Regions from separate parts of the Homo sapiens genome. Here region 1 is linked to region 2. The links are chromatin loops, found by intact Hi-C in ENCODE. Cell type or tissue: Caco-2. All regions are shown on one strand. Links, peaks and the distances in the headings refer to the core of each region. The heading gives the core; the rest is flanking DNA.

Region 1 (10,693 bases), core at 964-8,963, 73 kb before region 2:
AATCACTTGGAAAACTTGCCGAACACAGTTTCCTGGGCCCTATCCACGACTTACAGGATCCAAATCTCCTGGGCTGGGGCCAAGGAATCTGAATTTCTAGAAAGCTCCCCAGGCTGCTGTAATGCCTGACTCAAATCACAGACTAGCCTTAGGGAACCACTGTGGTCTAACCCACTGCCGACATCACCGCTGGTTGCCTAGTTCAGGGCAAAATCCTCCTCCCTGCATCCCTGGTAATATACTTGTCTCCTCTCATTCATTCTCCACGCTGTGGTGGTGGCAACTTTCCAAATATGCAGTAGGACCATGGCTCATCTCTGCTTAAATCCTTCTATGTGGCCACCTGGGAACGCTGCATTCATGACCCTTTGTCCTTAGGAGAGTGCCTTCAGCTCATCTCTTGTCTTACCTCCTACCTTGCTCCCTTCAAGGTATGCACTCCAGCCAGGCCAAAAGATATGTGGTTCCCAAACACATAACCCTGTCCCTGCACGTGTTGTTCTTCTGACTGTACTCCCTCACTCTCACAGCCCCTCTGGATCCACTCCTAAGGTTCAACCCAGGCTGGGCTCAGTACCTGCCCCTCAGGCACTATTAGCCCGTGTGGTGATCACAGAGTTTCTAGGTTATTTCCTCCTGTGTAAACAGTGAACCTTCAAGACAGGACCTGGATCTTGAGTGGTCACTATCCTCAGAGGTGCACCCAGTTCCTGGCTCACAGAGATGGTCAGCAAAGGTTAGCGAATGGAAGGGTAAAAGAAGAGAAGGAGAGAAGACAGGGAGGTCAGAGCATTTCAGGTGGTTCTGCCCATCTGTTTGAAGACCCGGGCCAAGAGCCGGGTCTCTGCCCAGCAGGGGGCCTGCTCTGGATCCACAGAAACACCACGATGGTGGTGGCTTTCTTTGTTTGTTTATTTGTTGGTTTGTTTGTTTCTTTTTGAGACGGAATCTCACTCTGTTGCCCAGGCTGGAGTGCAGTGGTGCGATCTCTGCTCACTACAACCTGGGACTCCTGGGTTCAAGTGATCCTCCTCACTCAGCTTCCTGAGTAGCTGGGACTACAGGGGCGCACCACCATGTTCGACTAATTTTGTATTTTTAGTAGAGATGGGTTTTCACCATGTTGGCCAGGCTGATCTCGAACTCCTGACCTCAGGTGATTCGCCTGCCTCAGCCTCCCTAAGTGCTGGGATTACAGGTGTGAGCCACCGTGCCCAGCCATGGTGGTGGTGTTTTTGTGGCCCTCTTGACTCTGGGGTTTCCCCAGTAGCCAGGAAGGTGATAGCAGCCTGCCCTCCCATTTCCATGTGCCACCTGATGAGATTTGGGTCTTCTGAGAAGTCCTGGCCCCTCCTGTCTGCTCTGGTCACCTCTAAACTTCCATTAACAAGGACAGCAGGCTGGGTGCTCATGCCTGTAATCCTAGCACTTTGGGAGGCTGAGGTGGACAAACTGGTTGAGCTCAGGAGTTCGAGACCATCCTGGGCAACATGGCAAACCCCTGTCTCTACTAAAAATACAAAAATTAGCCAGGCACGGTGGTGCATGCCTGTAATCCCAGCTACTTGGGAGGCTGAGGCAGGAGGATTGCTTGAGCCCGGGAGGCAAGGTTACAGTGACCCAAGATGGCACCAGGGCACTCCAGCACTGGCGACAGAGCCAGACCCTGTCTTAAAAACAAGGAGAGTGGGCTCACAAGGACTCTGGGATCATCTTCCACTCTATGGCTGAACTGGCTGTGCCCTCCTCACTCCTGGACCCTGCTCCCGCCCTTGTTTTGTGCCTGCAGAACGACACCACTGTCCTGTCCCAGTATGGCCAACTTTTGGAGTGGACACCTTCATCTGGCCCCTCTTGCCCCATTCTCTCTCTGACTCCCTCCCTCACCTTCTTCTTTCCCTCTTCCCTCTTTGTCCATCCAATGCCTTTGCTGCAAGAGCTCTCTGTCACCTTTGTGCCTCATCCACGGCCCTCTGACTATCCTCACAAGGTCTCTCTGGGCTGTAAACTAGGATGCTGCTCCAACATTGCTGCCCTCCTCCAGCCTCCTGCCCCAGTCCCTCCCCAGCCCTGCCCTTTAGATGGCTGAAGCCTTCTTAGGGAAGAGTGTTGGATGGGGGCAGAGGCCTGCATTAGCTGGATGGCACTCCTGTTTTGCCCCTTCACTGGAGAGGCACTCAACCCTCTGTGAAGTGGGTTTGATTCTATGGCAGCTCCATCCCTTGCCTCCCACATCCAGGACCTGCTACTTAATTTGCAGATCCCAGTGCAAAATAAAAATTCAGGACTCCTTGTTCAAAAAGTATTATGGGGCCAGGCACGGTGGCTCATGCCTGTAATCCCAGCACTTTGGGAGGCCGAGGAGGGCGGATCACGAGGTCAGGAGATCGAGACTATCCTGGCTAACACAGTGAAACCCTGTCTCTACTAAAAATACAAAAAATTAGCTGGGCATAGTAGCACACACCTGTAGTCCCAGCTACTTGGGAGGCTGAGCCAGGAGAATCATTTAAACCCAGGAGGCAGAGGTTGCAGTGAGCCAAGATTGCGCCACTGCACTCCAGCTCGGGCAACAGAGCGAGACTCTGTCTCAAAACAAACAAACAAACAAAAAGTATTCTGACGTTCAAGCTGGCAATAGCAGAGCATTCCTGCTTTTCCATTTTCCAATCTAACTATCAGGCCCTTCTAAGTGCATGGCCCTGTGTGACTGCACAGACGGCACGTCCAGAATGCCGGCCCTGCCCATGCCCCTTTCCAGCTGGTGATGGCCCCACTCCCCTCTCCTGTCCTCAGCTGCTTTCTTAGACAGATCCTCGGAGCCTCCTGGCAGCAACCCAGCCCCAGCCACCTCCAGAAGTTTCCAGGGCCCTGTTCAGTAGGCACTCAGCACAGATTCCCCAAGGTCCTGGGGGAATCTTCACCCCAGGCCACCACTCACATCCTCCTCAAATCAATGCACAGTTATCGAGCCCCACCTGGCTAAGCCTTAGGAAGGGAGGACAAGTGGATAAACGATCACTGCCCTCCAGGAGTTCAGTTTATAGCAGAGCGAAGACTTGAACAAGAGCAGGACCGGACAAGAATCCTGTCAATTCAGAGAAAAATAATCACAGTTTATTAGGAAACTGAATTTCACAAAAGAGAGAGCATAAAGATGGGCTTTCGTGAATGGGCAAGATTTGATTAACCCGATGAGGAAAGGGGCATTCAAGGAAGAAGCCATGGCATGGGCAAAAACTTAGAGATAATAAAATGCATGGCACGTTCTAGAATCCTGAATTGTACAGTTTGGCTGAGGTGTGCAGATGGTAAAATAGTGGGAAAAAGCTGGAAGGAAAATGTACAGAGAAGAGCTACAAGGGTAATAGTGAAGTGTTTGTACTCCCTTAGTGGAAACACCGAGGGGACTTTAGGTCGTGATGTTTAGGTTATTTGGGAGCAAAGGGAGAAGACTTCCTCCCCTTGGCCCTCACAGCCTGCCCGAAGAGTGCAAAGCCTCACGCTTTTGCAAAACAGGCCGCACCTAGCCCAGATTCTGGAGCTGATTCAGTCCATGCCTCTCGACCCACAGTTTGTCCTGAGCCCTGACAAAGGTCTGGCCCCCTCCTGCACTCGGAACGCGGAGGACCCGCAGCTCGTGGATTCGCGCCTCAGTGCCCAAGCTGGTGTTGATGGGGGTTGCGGTTTCCTGCCACTCACTCCCCATGGGTCCTGTGGGGGGCGTGGGGATGCGGGGAGAGGGTTTCAGAATAGGATCCCGGACTGGGAGGGAAGGGACACCATCTGGGCACACCCAGTAGGTACGACCGGAGGTGAAAAAAGAGTGGGTCCCATCCCCTGATGGCCCCGCTCGCTATCCACTTTAAGTTTATGTTATGGATATTTTCAAACATATTCAAAAGTAGAGAGAAAAGTAGAATCATAACCCAAGTCCACACCGCCCAGCTTCAACAGTTATCCCCTCCAAGCCCATCTTGTTTCAGCTAACCCTCTCCCACCACCCATTTTAAAGCGGGATGTGGGTGTCCTGAGGGAGGTGGAGGCTCCCCAGTTGGAGAGCGGGTGCCCGCACCTCTGGAGGCTGAGGCACAACTGGGCTGGGAGTTGAGCGCATACCGAGTAGGGGCTGCGGGGGAGCGGGGGCAGGGCCGGCGGGGCGGGGCCAGAAGCCCGGCGGGGTTGGGGGCGCTCTCCTAGTGACTCAAGGCGCGCAGCGCTGGGCGCAAAGCGCCAGTCTCCGCCTTGCGAGCTCAGAGTGTGCCCGCTGCGCCGCCGCTGTCCGTACCTGCCGCCGCCGCCACCGCCACCATGCCCAACTTCGCCGGCACCTGGAAGATGCGCAGCAGCGAGAATTTCGACGAGCTGCTCAAGGCACTGGGTAAGCTGGTGCAGAGGGCGCGCCCCGACGGGGAGATGCGGCCCGGAGGTGCCCTGGTCCCGGAAGTGCCCCGGTCCTGGAGGGGGTGGAAGTTGGGGAGCCCAGGCAGGAGGGAGTCCCCGGGGCAATAGATCGCCTTGTCTCCCAGGCGCACCGGGTCTCGGAGAAGCTGGTAGAGATCCCGGAACCCACGCGTTCAGCGAACGTTTGCTGAATGTTTGGCGCCCTCCTCGATGGTGCGGACTTTATCTCGTGCTAGATCATAGCGAGGAGAGATTACTGGAGAGCAAGGAGGATCAGGGACTTAAATTTGGAGACTCAAATTTGGGACCAGGCTCTGCCACGAATTCACTGTGCAACTCGAGGAAAGTCACTTACCCTCTCTGTGCCTCAGTCTCTCATCTCGAAAACAAGGGCGAGGGCAGGGAAACGAGTGGATCAATTTTAAGGCCCCTTTCTAAAGTTAGGGTATGACCAGTGCCCGACCGGTCCCGAGACTGGCGGCGAGGCCCCGTGACCCAAGCCTGTGGTGCACCCTGCGCAGGTGTGAACGCCATGCTGAGGAAAGTGGCCGTAGCGGCTGCGTCCAAGCCGCACGTGGAGATCCGCCAGGACGGGGATCAGTTCTACATCAAGACATCCACCACGGTGCGCACCACTGAGATCAACTTCAAGGTCGGAGAAGGCTTTGAGGAGGAGACCGTGGACGGACGCAAGTGCAGGGTGAGGCCCCAGAGCCACTACAGCGTCCCCGTGTCCCCGCTCGGTGCCCATGGCCCACTGCTGCTGGAGGAACCTGTGTCTCCCTTTGCAGCCTGTGGCGCGCCTTCCTTGCAGGGTGTGTACACTGGCTGTTTGCAGAGGGGGTTTGTGCATCCTAGTTGCCCCTGGCTCAAGACAAAGTATTACCTTCATTCCATCTCAACCCCATCCCTACGCTGCCTCCCGGGGTGCTAACAGCCGCGCTTAAAGAGCGGGCTCTGGGTTGCGCCGCGTTCCCAGCAGTGGCTTTTGCAGCGGTTTGCAGCGCCAAGCGCAGGCGGCGCAGGAGGAGGAGGAGGTTGCAGGAGCCGCCAGGTTCTCTGTCGCAGGTGAAGCCGCAGCTCTTGCATTCCTTTCCCGCCGTATCCCCCGCGCCCGCCCGGGTCCCTGGGCCGCCTGGGTACGCTCTGGATACAGTTTTAGCAGTCCCGATGGCCCCGTCACCTCTCCCTTCCCGCCTTCGGCCTGGTTCCTTAAAGGAACGGCGGAGTCTTTCCAAAAGCAAGGCAGGTTCTGGCTGGGAAAATGGACTAGTTGCCCTCTCTTAGTCCTCAAGGGCAAGAGTTTTTTTTTATTTCTCCATGCATCGGCCCAGGGATGAACCGGTGGATTGAAGCAAGGGGTTGTACATTCGTTTTTTGCATGGGCAAAAATTGCATTTGGTTAACCAGATGGAAAAATAATCACCGGTGCTACCACTTATTTAAAAAGTGACAGAATGTCTCCCTCCCCTTCTCCAATTTTTTTTTTTTAAAGAAAAAAGTCGTAACATTCCAGAGAGTGGGAAATTGTTTCTTTCACCTTTCCTGAGCAGTGCCTGGTCTGATCTCGGAATGGGACTCTCTGAGCACCGGGCTTGGAAGGACAAAGAAACAAAGCCCCCCAGAAGCAGGCTGATCTAGGAGGCAATCTTTGGCTCCAGAATTGTCATAGCCTGGAAATGATCTCCACGCTTGGAGGGGGTGGGATCTGAAGCCTAAACTGCACTGCAGAAACAAAGAGCAGGACAGCATAGAGTGAAGGGCTGGGAGTCTAAGAGAGGAGGCTTGGCAATAGGCAGGGCTCAGTCTGGGGACATCCAATGTTGGCTACTGCCAGGAAGGGTAATTCTGATTTAAAAAAAAAAAATTAAAGGTTCACACAACAGCCGGGAGAGTGGGGCTTTATGCACCCCCCATCCCCCCACACCTTGCCTAATGAATGTGTCCCATGTGTTAGTTAAAAACTGATTATGTGCACATTCAGCTCTGGCCCACCCCCCAGCCCAGCTGTACCACACTTAGCTTTGTGCAGACACTGGGGAAAAACTTCAGGAAATCCCTCCTTTTGCCTCCCACCTCCAAAAGCATGAAGAGCCTTCAGATTGATTTGCTTTTTAAATTTTTTCTAAAGGGATGTAACCGGGAAAGTGGCAGCATTTTAACCCTCAGAGCCAAAGACACCGAGGTTTATCAGTGCAGGGGTGCACTAAATCTGATGAGGAGTGAACAGAAAGGACGTTCCTATCCCAAAATCCATGCAGGGAATCGTGCTCCTGATAGGCTGATGACAGATGTGGTTACAAACTTGGTGTCTTAACTGTTGTCAAATCTTGTGGTTCTGATGTGAAGGTTCTTGCTTTTAAAATCCAAATTATGTTCACCTGAGGTCAGGAGTTCGAGACCAGCCTGGTGAAACCCCATCTGTACTAAATATACCAAAAAAATTAGCTGGGCGTGGTGGCAGGCACCTGTCATCCCAGCTACTCAGGAGGCTGAGACAGGAGAATTGCTTGAACCTGGGAGGTGGAGGTTGTAAGGAGCCAAGATTGTGCCACTGCACTCCAGCCTGGGCAACAGAGCGAGACTCCATCTCAAAAAAAAAATGAATAAAAATAAATAAAATCCAAATTGTTTGAAGGGTTAGCTAATTTTTATATAAATGAATCATTTCATGCTCTAAATTTTATTCCTAGAGATGTAAAGCATGCCTAAGGCCTCGCTGCTTCAGTAAGAGATTGTTTGTGTGTGCTTGTGAGTGTGTGTGTGTGTTATACAAGGTGTATTTATACCCCATAAAATCTGTGACCAGCACTCTGAATTTGGACTTTATAAGGCTCAGCGGAGAAGAATCTGTGGCCTGCTGACAGGGACCATGTGTTGATTCTCTGCAGAGCAATTATTTTTCAATGCTCATTGTTGTCCCTGCTCCCGCTGCTGAGACTCTAATTAATGTCACTAATGGTTTTCCCGCCTGCAGAGTTTAGCCACTTGGGAGAATGAGAACAAGATCCACTGCACGCAAACTCTTCTTGAAGGGGACGGCCCCAAAACCTACTGGACCCGTGAGCTGGCCAACGATGAACTTATCCTGGTAGGGAACCCTTGACCCTGAAATAATCCTGAAGTTCCCCCAGAGGGGGCCCCAGATGGGCCCCACAAATATGTCCTCCTCACTCGGCCGTTCAGAGAAAGACACCATTTGCCCTGGATTAAAATTAGAGCAGAAAACCCGAGATGACAGTTCAGGTCAGAGGAAATCATTGTTAAATGGTTGGCAGGAAAGAGGAGTGGCTCAGAGGATGGAATAGGGGCTGGAGACAGGCTGGAGTGCCTGCCACTATCCACACTAATACATCCCAGTGGCGGTGACATGCTTTAAGCCAAGCTCCCCTCTCATCAGGCTTGGAATGCTTAGGCTCTATGAGGTCCCCACGCTCACATGGCAGAAGGGATTTTTTTTCATTCTCATTCCCCCTTTTGCTGGCTGGAAAAGGTTTCAGTAATTTTTATCACATCAGCACTCAGAACCTTAGAGAACATTTTTAGCTGTGATTTGCAAACTCCAATGGCCTTTGGGAGCCAGGCAATGAATGCTAATTTGGGAAGTGTCTGAGTATAACACAGTGTGGAGAGATGAGCCCCTGTAGAACTAAAAAAGATAGGCTTTTCCTTAAAAGTATTCAGATCCCAGCATTCTGGGGGGCCAAAGCGGGTGGATCACCTGAGGTTGCAAGTTTGAGACCAGCCTGATCAATATGGAGAAACCCCGTCTCTACTAAAAATACAAAATTAGCCGGGCGTGGTGGCATATGCCTGTAATCCCAGCTACTCGGGAAGCTGAGGCAGGAGATTCACTTGAACCCAGGAGGCGGAGGTTGCAGTGAGCTGAGATGGCACCACTGCACTCCAGCCTGGGCGACAGAGACTCTGTCTCTAAAAAAAAAAAAGTATTCAGACGAAAACATTTTAAACACCTGCTCCTAGCCAAACAAAACTTACCTAGTGAGGCCAAATTAGAAACCTCTATAATTTAAGCACACACTTCCTCCCCTTTTTTTAGGTAGAGAACAAAGGAAGGCTGAGGGCAGAACAATCCCCCTCGCTCTCCCTTTGTGTTACAAAACTGGGCTGGGATTGGTGGCTCACACCTGTAATCCCAGCACTTTGGGAGGCTGAGCCCAGGAGTTTGAGAACAGCCTGGGCAACATAGTGAGACCCCTATCTCTACAAAAAAAAAAAAAAAAAATTAGCTGAGTGTGGTGGCACATGCTTGTAGTCTCAGCTACTCGGAGGCTGAAGTGGGAGGATCACTTGAGCCCAGGAGTTTGAGGCTGCAGTGAACTGTGATCATGCCACTGCACTCTAGCCTGGGCAACAGAGCTGAGACCCTGTCTCAAAATTAAAAACAAAAAAAAAAACAAAAAAACTAATTAAGGGTTTTGCAACCACCCTTTTCTTCCAGACCAGAAAAGGGAAAGCTGTTTTGGGTAACCAGGAAATTATATCCTTTGTTCTCCATTAGGTATTTTGTTAATCTCTGCTCCATCTTAGTGAATGTCACCTTGAAATGTTGTGAATAGGAGACTGCCTGCTGAAGGGTGCTAGGAAAGGACTTGCAGTGTGACCTGAGCATAGGCCTTCCCTTCCCAAGCTCTTCCCCTTGCTATACAATGAGGGGTTAAGCTGAAGTCTGATCCCTGAGGTCCCTCTCAGCCTTGAAATTACATGTTTATTCTGCAAGAAGACCCTAAATTGAGCTATTACTTGAAATGAGACTGCTTGATCTTTCTCTCTCTCCTCTTGTCCTTCCCTGGTATGATTTAACATGCTTTCTCCTTTCACAGAGAAAGGACTGGCTTAATTTGCAACCTGGTTAATATTGTTTCCAGGGAAAGGATACTTGCTGGGCTTGGGGGAGCAATTTGAGGCTGAGACATGGAAATTTAGGAGAAAAGGCGTATATGGTTTACTGGTACCAGAGACAGCAGAGGGAGATGATTTTAGAGTTTTAGAATGTAGCTGAGGGTTCAGTAGGATCGGTTTGCTCTGAGAAAGAGTGATTTTATTAACCTCTGTAGTATACGAGCAGCTGGAGTCACAGGCCAAATTCTGCTAGATGGACCCCATCACTTTCAAATCCTCCCTCCTCCCAACTTCAGTTCTATCCCTGCATTCTTCCCTGGCACAGCAAACATATATACAAGACTCAAAGGGAAAGGGAGTATTAACTCTTGGCATTTTGGATCTGAAATGTGGGCTTTTGTTTCAAGGGTTATTATCATTAATAAATCTAAAACGCAGAGAGATGCAGTCTCTATATAACAAGAGGCAATTATTCTAGTTAAGTTGAAATAAGCTCTCCCAGCGCCAACAGTAAATTGCCCCCAGGCTATAAGTTGCCTTCCTTTGAAAACTGAGTATACTCCCACAAACCACTCTGGAATATTCTACAGAGAGTTTCTGTCGGGAACCTCTAAGCATAGTTTGCAGGCTGAGAAGGGCGCTTCAAATGTGGTTGGAAATGCGGCGATTTCTTCTCATGTCATGAAGCTATTTGTTAGCTGGGGAGAGCTGTCAGCTAGTGAGAATAGTTTCTCCAGGGTACAGCGTTCAATACCCAAATGCTGGCAGCCATTTGACAATCCATGGCTGTAGAACTCAAAGAATTATGGAAAATTAACATGGTTCTGAGGCGTCCAGACATCTGCGAGGTAGACTTACGGTGGGAAAGTCAAGCCCCACACCCCCTAGCATGCAGAATCACCTGCATTTCTTCCCAATAGAGAAGAGGCTAGGACAAAGGTGTCCAGGAGTGGGTATAACTGCCAGTCTGGTCAGGAGATCCCTAGCATGAAAAGCTAGTGGCTGGGTGCAGTGGCTCACGCTTGTAATCCCAACACTTTGGGAGGCTGAGGCAGGTGGATCACTTGAAGTCAGGAGTTCGAGACCAGCCTGGCCAACAAGGTAAAACCCCATCTCTACTAAAAATACCCAAAAATTAGCTGGGCATGGTGGTGTATGCCTGTAATCCCAGCTACTTGGGAGGCTGAGGCAGGAGAATCACTTGAACCTGGGAGGCAGAGGTTGCAGTGAGCTGACATCACACCATTGCACTCCAGCCTGGGTGACAGAGTAAGGCCGTCTCAAAAAGAAAAGAAGCTAGTGATGGGCATCTGCTTCCTCAGTCACTAAGGACTTGAACTATTTCCCTGAAGCACACGTGTCAGGATAATGTTTTAGCATATGTTCTCTGAGAGCATCTCGTGACCAACTAAGATGGCAGGGTAAG
Region 2 (10,693 bases), core at 1,347-9,346:
TGCTTCCTCATTCTTAGAATGGAAATCATCATCATCATCTCATAGAAGTGTTATGGGCAACAGACAGGATAATGTACATGAAGCTCATACAGCCTTAGGATTAAAACCAGTGAAGACCCAAACGACTGTACCTGGGAATTTAAGATAAACAGGGTGTGTTACTGCCTGGCACAAACTGGGAATTTGTGCAAAGGTAAGATACCAAGCAGGACAGTATTTCTCCTTGAGGGACCGTGAAATCTTCTCATCATTTAAGCTTATGAAACGAGGTGGAGCCTCATTTCTTAAAGGGGGAAATGCAAATCAAAACTACCTGGGTATCATATGAAATTATACCTTGATAAAGCTGATTTTTAAAACATTACCCTGAGAATTGTAAAGATCAACAGTCCTGATAACAAGCCAGGCATCGTGGCTCATGCCTGTAGTTCCAACTACTTGAGAGGCTGAGGTGGGAGGATTGCTGGAGCCCAGGAGTTTGAGGCCAGCCTGGGCAGCATAGCAAGACCCTCTTAAAAAAATAAAATCCTGGCCAGGCGCGGTGGCTCATGCCTGTAATCCCAGCACTTTGGGAGGCCGAGGTGGGCAGATCACGAGGTCAGGAGATCGAGACAATCCTGGCTAACACGGTGAAATCCCGTCTCTACTAAAAATACAAAAAATTAGCCGGGCATAGTGGCAGGCACCTGTAGTCCCAGCTACTCGGGAGGCCGAGGCAGGAGAATGGTGTGAACCCAGGAGGCGGAGCTTGCAGTGAGCCAAAATCGCGCCACTGCACTCCAGCCTGGGTGACAGAGCGAGACTCCGTCTCAAAAAAAAAAAAAAAATCCTGGCCAGTGGCTCACACCTGTAATCCCAGCACTTTGGGAGGCCAAGGCAGGAGGATCACTTGAGGCCAGGAGTTCGAGACTAGTCTGGGTAACATAGTAAGACCCCCTTCTCTACAAAAAAAAAAAAATAATAATAAATTAGCAGCCGGGCACAGTGGCTTACACCTGTAATCCCAGCACTTTGGGAGGTCGAGGCAGGTGGATCACGAGGTCAGGAGATGGAGACCATCATGGCTAACACGGTGAAAGCCCGTCTCTACTAAAAATACAAAAAATTAGCCGGGTGTGGTGGCGGGTGCCTGTAGTTCCAGCTACTCGGGAGGCTGAGGCGGGAGAACGGCGTGAACCCGAGAGGCGGAGCTTGCAGTGAGCCGAGATCGCGCCACTGCACTCCATCCTGACTCCAGCGAGACTCTGTCTCAAAAAAAAAAAAAAAAAAATCTGCCAGCCACGGTGGTGTGTGCCTGTTTTCCCAGCTACTTGGGAGGCTAAGGCAGGAGGATTACCTGAGCCCAGGTGGTCGAGGCTACAGTGAGCTATGATCCCACTCCAGCCTGGGTGACAGAGTAAGACCTCATCTCAAAAAAAAAAGAAAAATAATCCTGATAACAGATGGTTATCAAAGGGCATAGGGAAGCGGAGGTATCCAGTGGTGCAAGCTCTGTGGAAAGCAATTTGGCAAGATTCATCAAAATTAGTAACATACATGCCAGTGGGTCCAGCACCGCGGTATTGCACCAGTGGTAGACAGCTGTGGACTGCTGGCCCTCAGGTGCGGCGACCACACCAAATTCAATCAGCTGTGGCCAGGAGCATGGGGCAGGGGCAATTTCACTTAAAACAGGATAGGATTAGCCAGTCTTGGTGGCATGTGCCTGTAGTCCCAGCTACTCGGGAGGCTGAGATGGGAAGGATCACTTGAGTCTGGGAGGCAGAGGTTGCAGTGAGCGGAGACTGTGCCACTGCACTCCAGCTGGGGCGACAGAGTGAGACTCCATCTCAAAAACAAAATAAAATAAAAGGTATAAATGACATCCAATAAACTTCACATATTTAAGCTGTAGTATAAGTCTTGTGTTTCATGTAATCCCATGAAACCATCATCAGAGTCACAATAATGAACTTATCTATCACCTTTACATTTACCTGGAGCCTTTTATAAAGTCTTTCTCTCTGCCTTCCAGATAACCACTGATTTACTTTGCTGTACAATAGAGTAATTTCCACTTTCTGGAATTTTTGGACTGATGTAATAAAGTGTTTCCTCTTATAATCCCTGGGTGCTCTGTCATCATGCTTATTTTGATATTATCAGTGTAGACATATGAATTGTTCATTCTTTTTACATTGCTGATAAATACACTCTGCTGTAAAATGTCATTGTATATTCATTCATCTGTTTATGGATATTTGAGTGGCTTCCTGCTTTTGTTTTGTAAATCAAACAGCTACAGATGAAAAAACAAAACGAAACAGGATAGGGTATAATGAGGTAATGTGAAGACTTTTTAGTACCTTGAGGGGAAATAGTCTGTGCCCCTAGAGTTGAGGAGGGGCTGGAGGTGCAGGTTGGGGTGGAGCAGTGCCTGGTGGCCGCGGTACTGGCTTTTAGCCAACAGACCTGTACATTCATCATACCTCTGCTACCTACTAGCTAAGACAAGTCACTTTGCTTCTTTTCTCCATCTGTAGAGGCAGATGATATTCCCTGCCAGGAAGGGTTGATGTGAGGATTAAATGAAATCCACACGTGGCCCCTGGCTCAGTGTCTCATGCATGACCGGTGAGCAGCCATTTATCCATTCATCTGATTATTGTTCTTCCCATCTGCTATGCTAATGTTTTATTGCTCCAAAATTCTGATGTTGAAACCTAATCACTAATGTGGTGATATAGAAGGATTATAAGTGGGACTTGTGCCCTTATAAAGAGGCCCCAGAGAGTTGCCTTGTCCCTGTCATTCATGTGAGGACACAGTGAGAAGTCGCCATCCATGAACCAGAGGATGAGCTCTCACTAGACACTGAATATGCCAACGCCTTCATGTTGGGCTTCCCAATCTCCAGAGCGGAGAGAAATACATTTCTGGCCAGGCAAGGTGGCTCATGCCTGTAATCCCAGCACTTCGGGAGGCTGAGGTAGGGAGAATGCTTGAGTTCAGGAGTTCAAGACCAGCCCGGGCATCATAGTGAGACTCCATCTCTATTAAAGACACACACACACAAATTAGCCAGATGTGGTGGCTTGGGCCTGTGGTCCTAGCTAATCAGGAGGCTGAGGTGGGAGGTTTGCTTGGGCCAGGGAGGCAGAGGTTGCTGTGAGCTGAGATCACATCACTGCATTCCAGCCTGGGCAACAGAGCAAGATCCTGTCTCAAAAAAAAAAAAAAAATAGAGAGAAAGAAAGGAAAAGAAATACGTTTGTTAATCTGTTGTTTAAACTACTCATTTATAGTATTTTGTTATGACAGTTCAAAAGGACGAAGACACCATCTTTGTCCCTTCACCTCTCCCCTGGCCTTTTTAGTTGGGGCCAACACACCCACACATCACATCCCAGCAGTTTGTAAGAGTAAACTTCAGGCAGTAGTGGATCCAGGAGGCAATTTCTCACATCCTCACCTGTTCTGTCATCCCACATCAGCCTCTCAAGTAGCTGGGTCTCCAGGCACCACCATGCCTGGCTAAGTTTTTATTTTTAGTAGAGTGGGGGGGGGGGTCTCACCATGTTGCCCAGTTTGTACTTGAACTCTTGGGCTCAGGTGATCCTCCTGCCTCAGCCTTCCCTCAACCCCAAAAAACCTTTTTAAAAATACAGTGAGTTCTCACTTAATGTTGTCAATAGGTTTTTGTAACCCATGACTTTAGTGAAATGATGTATAAGAAAACCAATTTTACTATAAGCTAATTTTTGTTTTTTTTTTAGAGACAGGGTTTCACCATGTTGCCCAGGCTGGTCTCAAGCAATCTGCCTGCCTCAGCCTCCCCAAGTGCTAGGATTACAGGTGTGAGCCACCAAGCCCAGCCACTACAGGCTAATTGATAGAAATAAGAGTTAAGTTCTTATGGCACATTTCTGGTCATTAAAATATCACCAAACTTCTAAATAAAGACCCAAAACACTTATAATATTAAACATCAAAATAAATGTGAGCTATACATGCATTTAACAAAGAGTAATAAAAAAAAGTAGGCAATTACCCCATTTTTGGCGAATCAGTGTGTGACAGCCGTCATAGTGATGGGTTAAATCAAGGAAAAGGCCAGGCGCTGTGGTTTACCCCTGTAATCCCAGCACTTTGGGAGGCCGAGGTGGGTGGATCACCTGGGGTCAAGAGTTTAAGACCAACCTGGCCAACATGGCAAGACCCCGTTTCTACTAAAAATACAAAAATTAGCTGGGTGTGGTGGCTCATGCCTGTAATCCCAGCTACTTGGGAGGCTCAGGCATGAGAATTGCTTGAACCCAGGAGGCAGAGGCTGCGGTGAGCTGAGATGATGCCACTGCCCTCCAGCCTGGGCAACAGAGAGAGACTCTGTCTCAAAATAAATAAATAAAAATAAATAAATAAAAAATGTTAAAAAATAAAATCAAGGAACAAATGTTTGCAAAGTCAACATTGTAAGGAGCACCTCCTACCACCATGGAGTTGGAGTTCCAAAACAATCTCAGATCCAGAGAGCTTGCTGAGCACTTTTGTACTGCAGTGTATACTGCTGAACTTCTGGATGATTATCATACACTTCATGAATTTTTATTATTTATTTATTTATTTATTTATTTACTATTATTTGTTTCCCAAGACAGAGTCTTGCTCTGTCACCCAGGCTGGAGTGCAGTGGCTCAATCTTGGCTCACTGCAACCTCCACCTCCCAGGTTCAAGCAATTCTCCTGCCTCAGCCTCCCAAGTAGCTGGAATTACAGATGTCCGCCACCGTGCCTAGCTAATTTTTGTATTTTTAGTAGAGACGGGGTTTCAATACGTTGGCCAGGCTGGTCTTGAATTCCTGATCTCGTGACCCACCCGCCTCAGCCTCCCAAAGTGCTGGGATTACAGGCATGACCCACCGCACCCAGCCAAATTTTTATTTTAAAATAATTTTAATTTATTCATGCATTAATTTTCCAACCTGCTTATTCCAGTTCAGGGTGACAGGCAGCCAGAGTCTATCCTGGCCCCTCAGGGTGCAAGGTAGGAACCCACCCTGGACAGGACACCATCTCATCGCAGGGTGTGTGCACGCACAAACGCACACACACACACACTCGTCCTGAGACAATGTAGACATGCCAATTCACCTCATGTGCACATATTTGGGATGTGGGAGGAAGCCAGAGAAAGTAGAGAAAAAACCCGGGCAGATATAGAAGAATGTGCAAACTCCCTATAGACAGTGACCCCAGCCAGGAATCCATTTTTTTCTCATCAACATTATAATGAAACAAAATGGAGCAACAATGAACAAAATGACATTACCTGAGGACCTGCTGTAATTATACTCACAGAAAGTTGCCAAACAAATACAGAGAGATCCTATGTACCCTCTACCCAGCTTCCTCCAATGGTCACATTTTATATGATGGCAGCACACTTTTAAAATGTGAGTTTGGTACTTGGAACCATCTGGAAGAAGATTTGGCAGTTCACACCTTACCATTGCAAATCTACTCTGTCCAATCCACTGAAAGTCCTGGTCTTCTCCTCCTCCAGGACTTTGTTCACTCATTGGTACCGCCCAGAGACTCAGGCTGGCTTAAGCCAAAATGGAATTTGCTGGAAAGATGGTGGGATGCACCAGAATCTGTGAGAGCCTGGGGAGCAGAGCAGGAGGCAGGACAAGAACTGGGCATCCAGCACGCCTTGGCCAGGTGCCCAGGATGCCCCACAGTAGGGAATGAATGCCCACTGCTTTCTTTGTTTTTTCCCCCATCCTTTGCCATCTCTTTACGAAGCATTTCCATATCACCCCAGCCAAAAATGGCTTTATCCTCCTCTAGCCCACCCCTATAGCCTTCCCACCTGTAATTTCTTGGGGCCAAGGTCCTGATTTTTTATAGTTCATAACATTTAATTATAGTCCATAAATGTAATTGCTTGGGGCCAAGGTCTTGGTCTTTGTATAGTCCATAATATTTACTCAAAGTGAGAAACCAGCAAGATTGTGAATGAATAAATCCTGCCTCAGTAGGCAGTTAATTTTTTTAACCAAATCCTTTGACATATTCATACATAACCAGAATGAAAACAAAACTGCTCTTTTTTGGTTTGTTTTTCACTTCACTTCTTAATGGGAGTGTTAAAGCAGTCAGTAAGTGAAATAGGCTTTTGAAATCACTGACAAAGCTTTTAAGGAGCCCATGAACTTGCGAATAACAGCTACAGAAGGTTTTAATTAGCGTGCTGTGAAACAAAAGTCACTTGACCTCTAGGTGCCCTTCTTTAAAAAGTGAGATAATGAGACTGGCCACCTGCCTCGCTCACTTGAGATAGTGTGTTCATTAATGAGACAGGTGGTGGTGGCAAGGTGCTGGGACTCCTTTGGATGAGAGAAGGAAAAAGCTCTCCAAATACAAACTGTCATAATGATGGTTCTAGCCAAAGATCCTGTTATACCTAGACTCCCTCTGGTGACCAATTTAGCGCATGGTATATAATGCATTTTGAATTAATTGGTTTCTACAGCCTCTTAGTAGCCTGGGAGTTGTGGATTGGCTGTGGTTTTTACCTTTGTTAAGACAAGGTGAATATATTCTCCCCTCAGTGGAAGACAATGAATGGTTGCCCTTGTCATCTCTTTAATGCCACAACTCTCTTCACCTTTACACTGGTGCCTGGCTTGCCTCAGTGCTTTTTCATTTGGAAACCAGTGTTTTCAGCGCTGCTGAACAGTATGGGGAACATTACTATCACCATCTTCGGATCGCCAAAGGGCAGTTAAAAGGAAACAGGAGTCGATGCATTCTGTTTGGTCCCAGAAAGCAAAGTTGGGACAGGTGAGAACCAGATGAGCACAGGTTTCAGCTCAACATAAAAGAAAACATCTTCATAGACAGTCTGTCACACAATGGAACAGGCATCTCCTGGAGGAAGTGAGAAGGGACACTCTCACCAGAGACAGAACCTGTGTGGGACAGGGGTTTTGATTTGTAGACACTTGAATCTGAATCTACTGCAGCTAATTGTTTAACAGAAACAAGTTTATAATGATGAATTGGTGCTCAGCATCAATTTCATTCTCCTTGTGTTCCTTCCTCCACTGAGGAAGCTGGAAAGCTCAGATCTGTATTTCCCAGACTCCCCTGTAGCAGGATTTGTGGTGTGATTTGGGCTCAGCATATCAGATGGGCTTGCACGGAAGGTGAGGAGGAGGCCATACTTCTGCTGGGTCTGCTGATTTTTCAGTGGCCCTTGAGAATTCCAGTGTCCAGTCACACGCTTTATGTGTATTAAGAAGCAGAGCATGAGGCATTAACTAGTATAGATGGTGGCAGGCACAGAGTGACTCTTCAGCTAGCAGCAGCAGTCGTGGTATCTGATCATGGTGGTGTCCTGATTGTGACAATTTGCCAAGCTGGGTCTCACCTGCTGTCTTCTCCTTCAGACTTTCCGATAAGTCGCTTCCTTTCTCTGGGCCTTGTGAGAAACAAACTTACCTGTCCAAACCCAAAGAATGAACTCGGAGACCTGGAGATCAGCAAAAGTGAGACTTTTAATGATAGTCTTGCAAGATTGGGTGTCTGATGGGCAGACACACCCAGCACAGTTTTAACAAGCAATTTATACCCTAGTGAGCAGGTCCCTTCCCCTGTTCCTCATAGGCTTGAGTACTGTGGGGTCACAATCTTCCTGGACGTCGTCTATTGGTTGTTGGATAGGGGCTTTAGGTGTTTTCTTTAGGGTTGTCTTGCTGCATTTTGCTGCAGCCCACAATGCATCGCAATCCTAGTTAGCTCAGGGGCTCTTTAAGTGTTTGACTTACGACCTACGTAGCTGGGCAGGCTGATAAGAACAGACAAAGCAAGCTATTTTGCAGACTAATAAACTTTCATTTTAGACTAAACTTCTTTGGTTCGGGTGAGGGCAACTAAGGCGGCAGGGGGTGGTGAGGGGGCTGCGCACAACAAGCAGGCATCGGCTATCCAAGCAGGGGCCTAGTATATCCTGTTTCTTATGTAGTTTGCTAACCTAAGCTGATTTAAGGCACATTTTCTTGGAAATGGACCACTGTATACATTATTTCCTTCAGGCCTCACTTGCTTCATTTGACAAAAAGGGGTCAGAACACTGTCGCATCAGTTGAATCAGCTCCCAGCTTCCTCCCAAGGCTCATGCCCTACAGGAGAAGACATCCTAGGATTCAGAGACAGTTTGCAAAGGTCTCTACCTATTCAGAGCAGCTATTTTTCCAAATGGAGTCATACTTCCTAATAATCTCACAAACTCTGCATAGCAGAGCCACATCTTATACAGGCATAGGTTCTAAAGTCAGCATTTAAAGTAAAAATCCTATTTAGTCAAAATGACCTTGAAAATCCTCTAGGTTTTCTATATATTGCATTATTGCATGACAAAAATATCTTTGAATAAGATCAATACAGCCAGCTCTTCCTCCAGCATAGATAGACAGCAGCTTCTTCAGCTGAGTACCAGATACAGTAGTGGGCTTATGTTTTGGGCTGAATTGTATGAAAAATAGAAAATGTTCAACGCAGCTGGGTGCAGTGGCTCATGCCTCAATCCCAGCACTTGGGGAGGCTGAGGCAGGCAGATCACTTGAGATCAGGAGTTCAAAACCAGCCTGGGCAACATGACAAAACCCCGTCTCTACTAAAAATACAAAAATTAGCTGGGAGTGGTAGCACATGACTGTAGTCCCATCTACTCAGGAAGCTGAGGTGGGAGAATTGCTTGAACTCAGGAGGCAGAGGCTGCAGTGAGCTGAGATCACACTATTGCACTGCAGCCTGAGTGACAGAGCGAGACCCTGCCTCAAAAAAAAAAAAAGTTCAATACTACAGATATACCCGGTGCTGGGAGATAGATGCTTACATTATGAAAGATTGAGCTCGGGGAATGGGGTGACAAAGAGCAGGCAGAATGTGTAGGGCAGGGCTCTGAAAGTTCAAAGGCCAAGAGGCTGGGGGAGGGCCTCAAGAGATGGGCCTAGTGGGAGGCAGTGGTGCTGAAGGGTCCTCAGTAGCCCTGCCAAATCCTTCCAACCCGGCCTCCCTTTTGCTCAGCAGTGCCTGGTTTGAAAGAGCCCTTCCATGGGTCTGCCGGAAGAGCTGTCAGGAAGGCTGCAATAATGATGTCACCCATGTTGAGAGAGAAGCAGTGACATTGAGGTGTGAAAGATTGGGAAGATTTCAGGGAAAAAAAGGGTGCAGGGTGATGGATGGGTGGGTTTGCCTAGCTGGAGAGGAAGGGGGTGGCATTCATGGGAGATGAACGGGGGGTGAGGGTGGAACAGCAGAAACAGAGGCTGATGTGGGGAAGCTCAGGGCCTGCTTCCCCTGGAAAGCAGATGACTCAGTGAGATGACGCAGAAGATCCAGGAAGGTGAGAGGGCTCAAATATCAAGCTGGAGAGTTTATTTATTTATTTATTTATTTATTTATTTATTTAGAGACTGAGTCTCCTGCTGTCACCCAGGCTGGAGTGCAGTGGCACCATCTCAGCTCACTGCAACCTCCGCCACCTGGGTTCAAGCGATTCTTGTGCCTCAGCCTCCCGAGTAGCTGGGATTATAGGCGCCCGCAACCACACCAGGTTAAATTTTGCATTTTTAGTAGAGATGGGGTTTTATCATGTTGGCCAGGCTGGTCTCGAACTCCTCACCTCGAGTGATCAGCACCCCCTTGGCCTCCCAAAGTGCTGGGATTCCAGGCATGAGCCACCGCGCCCAGCCGAGCTAGAGTTTAGACTTTGATCTTTTGTGCACAGACTGGGGGTTTTGAACAGGAAAGTGGCTGTCATCAATTTGGTGCCTCAGGAAGCTCAGCTGGCTGTTACAGATAGAGTCAGGAGGCCAGGGAAATCCAGCCCCACATGAGGTGATGGCGAGGGCATGGAAAGGGAGAACATAGGAGAGGGATGTGGCATGCTCTGAGCTATGGAACCAAACTTCAATTCCTTCCATGAACATTATGTTAATCTCCCTTCTCTCTGAATGTCAGGATCAAGTCATTACATTTCCAGGGACAAAGCTTCTTGTTTTAAGAACACACAAAGGTATTCTGGGTCCTAAAACTGCAATCACCAGATGAGTTCTTCCTGCCTGCTGCACAGACAAAATCAATTCACTGGAACTGTGGCATTGGAGTAGAGCAAGTTAACTGACACGAGGCTGACCCAGACAGGAGAACTAGAGTTATCACTCAAACCAGTCTCCCTGAAGGCTCAGAGGCCTAGGGTTTTAATGGACAATTTAGTGGGCAGGGGGCTAGGGAATGGGTACTGCTGATTAGTTGGGGATGAAATTACAAGGGTGTGGAAAGCAGTCCTCATGCACAGAGCCCGCCTCTGGGTGGGGCCACAGGACCAGTTGAGTCATGAGTCACGAGTCCAGGTAGGGTCAGTCTGGAAAACATCTCAAAAAAATCTAATCTTAGGTTCTACAATAGTGATGTTATCTATAGGAGCAATTAGGAAAGTCACAAGTCTTGTGACCTCTGGCCACGTGACCCCTGAGCATTACTGCTCATGTTTTAGGGATTATAGAAGTTATCCCTACATTCTAGCAGAGTTCAAGCCCCTCCCATATTCTAATGGCTTTTTTAAAAAATTTATTATTATTATTATTATTTTTTGAGACAGAATCTTGCTCTTTTGCTCAGGCTGTAGTACAGTGGCACAATCTCG

Evidence for each region. Peaks named below come from ENCODE experiments on the same cell type or tissue, not always from the same donor. Only the 100,000 strongest peaks of a DNase experiment are listed, where the experiment ranks them.
Region 1: a loop joins it to region 2, with 5 times the contacts of the local background. A loop is called at or near these places in 4 of 110 quality-filtered maps.

Annotation. Positions count from the first base shown.
Region 1 is chr15:78,336,118-78,346,810 of GRCh38, forward strand. It overlaps CRABP1 (cellular retinoic acid binding protein 1), which reads left to right and starts at 4,236. Exons shown (of 4, transcript NM_004378.3): 1 at 4,236-4,381; 2 at 4,926-5,104; 3 at 7,382-7,495. The coding sequence starts at 4,312. RefSeq lists an enhancer at 3,786-4,414. In Caco-2, for the core only: no CTCF peak of the experiment used is centred there; a DNase peak (open chromatin) is centred at 4,182; H3K4me3 peaks cover 1,803 bases.
Region 2 is chr15:78,409,143-78,419,835 of GRCh38, forward strand. LOC105370912 (a long non-coding RNA gene) reads left to right here. Exons shown (of 4, transcript XR_932506.3): 4 at 1-2,210. Among named protein-coding and RNA genes, the nearest start is that of IREB2, 24 kb to the right of the region's middle. In Caco-2, for the core only: no CTCF peak of the experiment used is centred there; no DNase peak of the experiment used is centred there.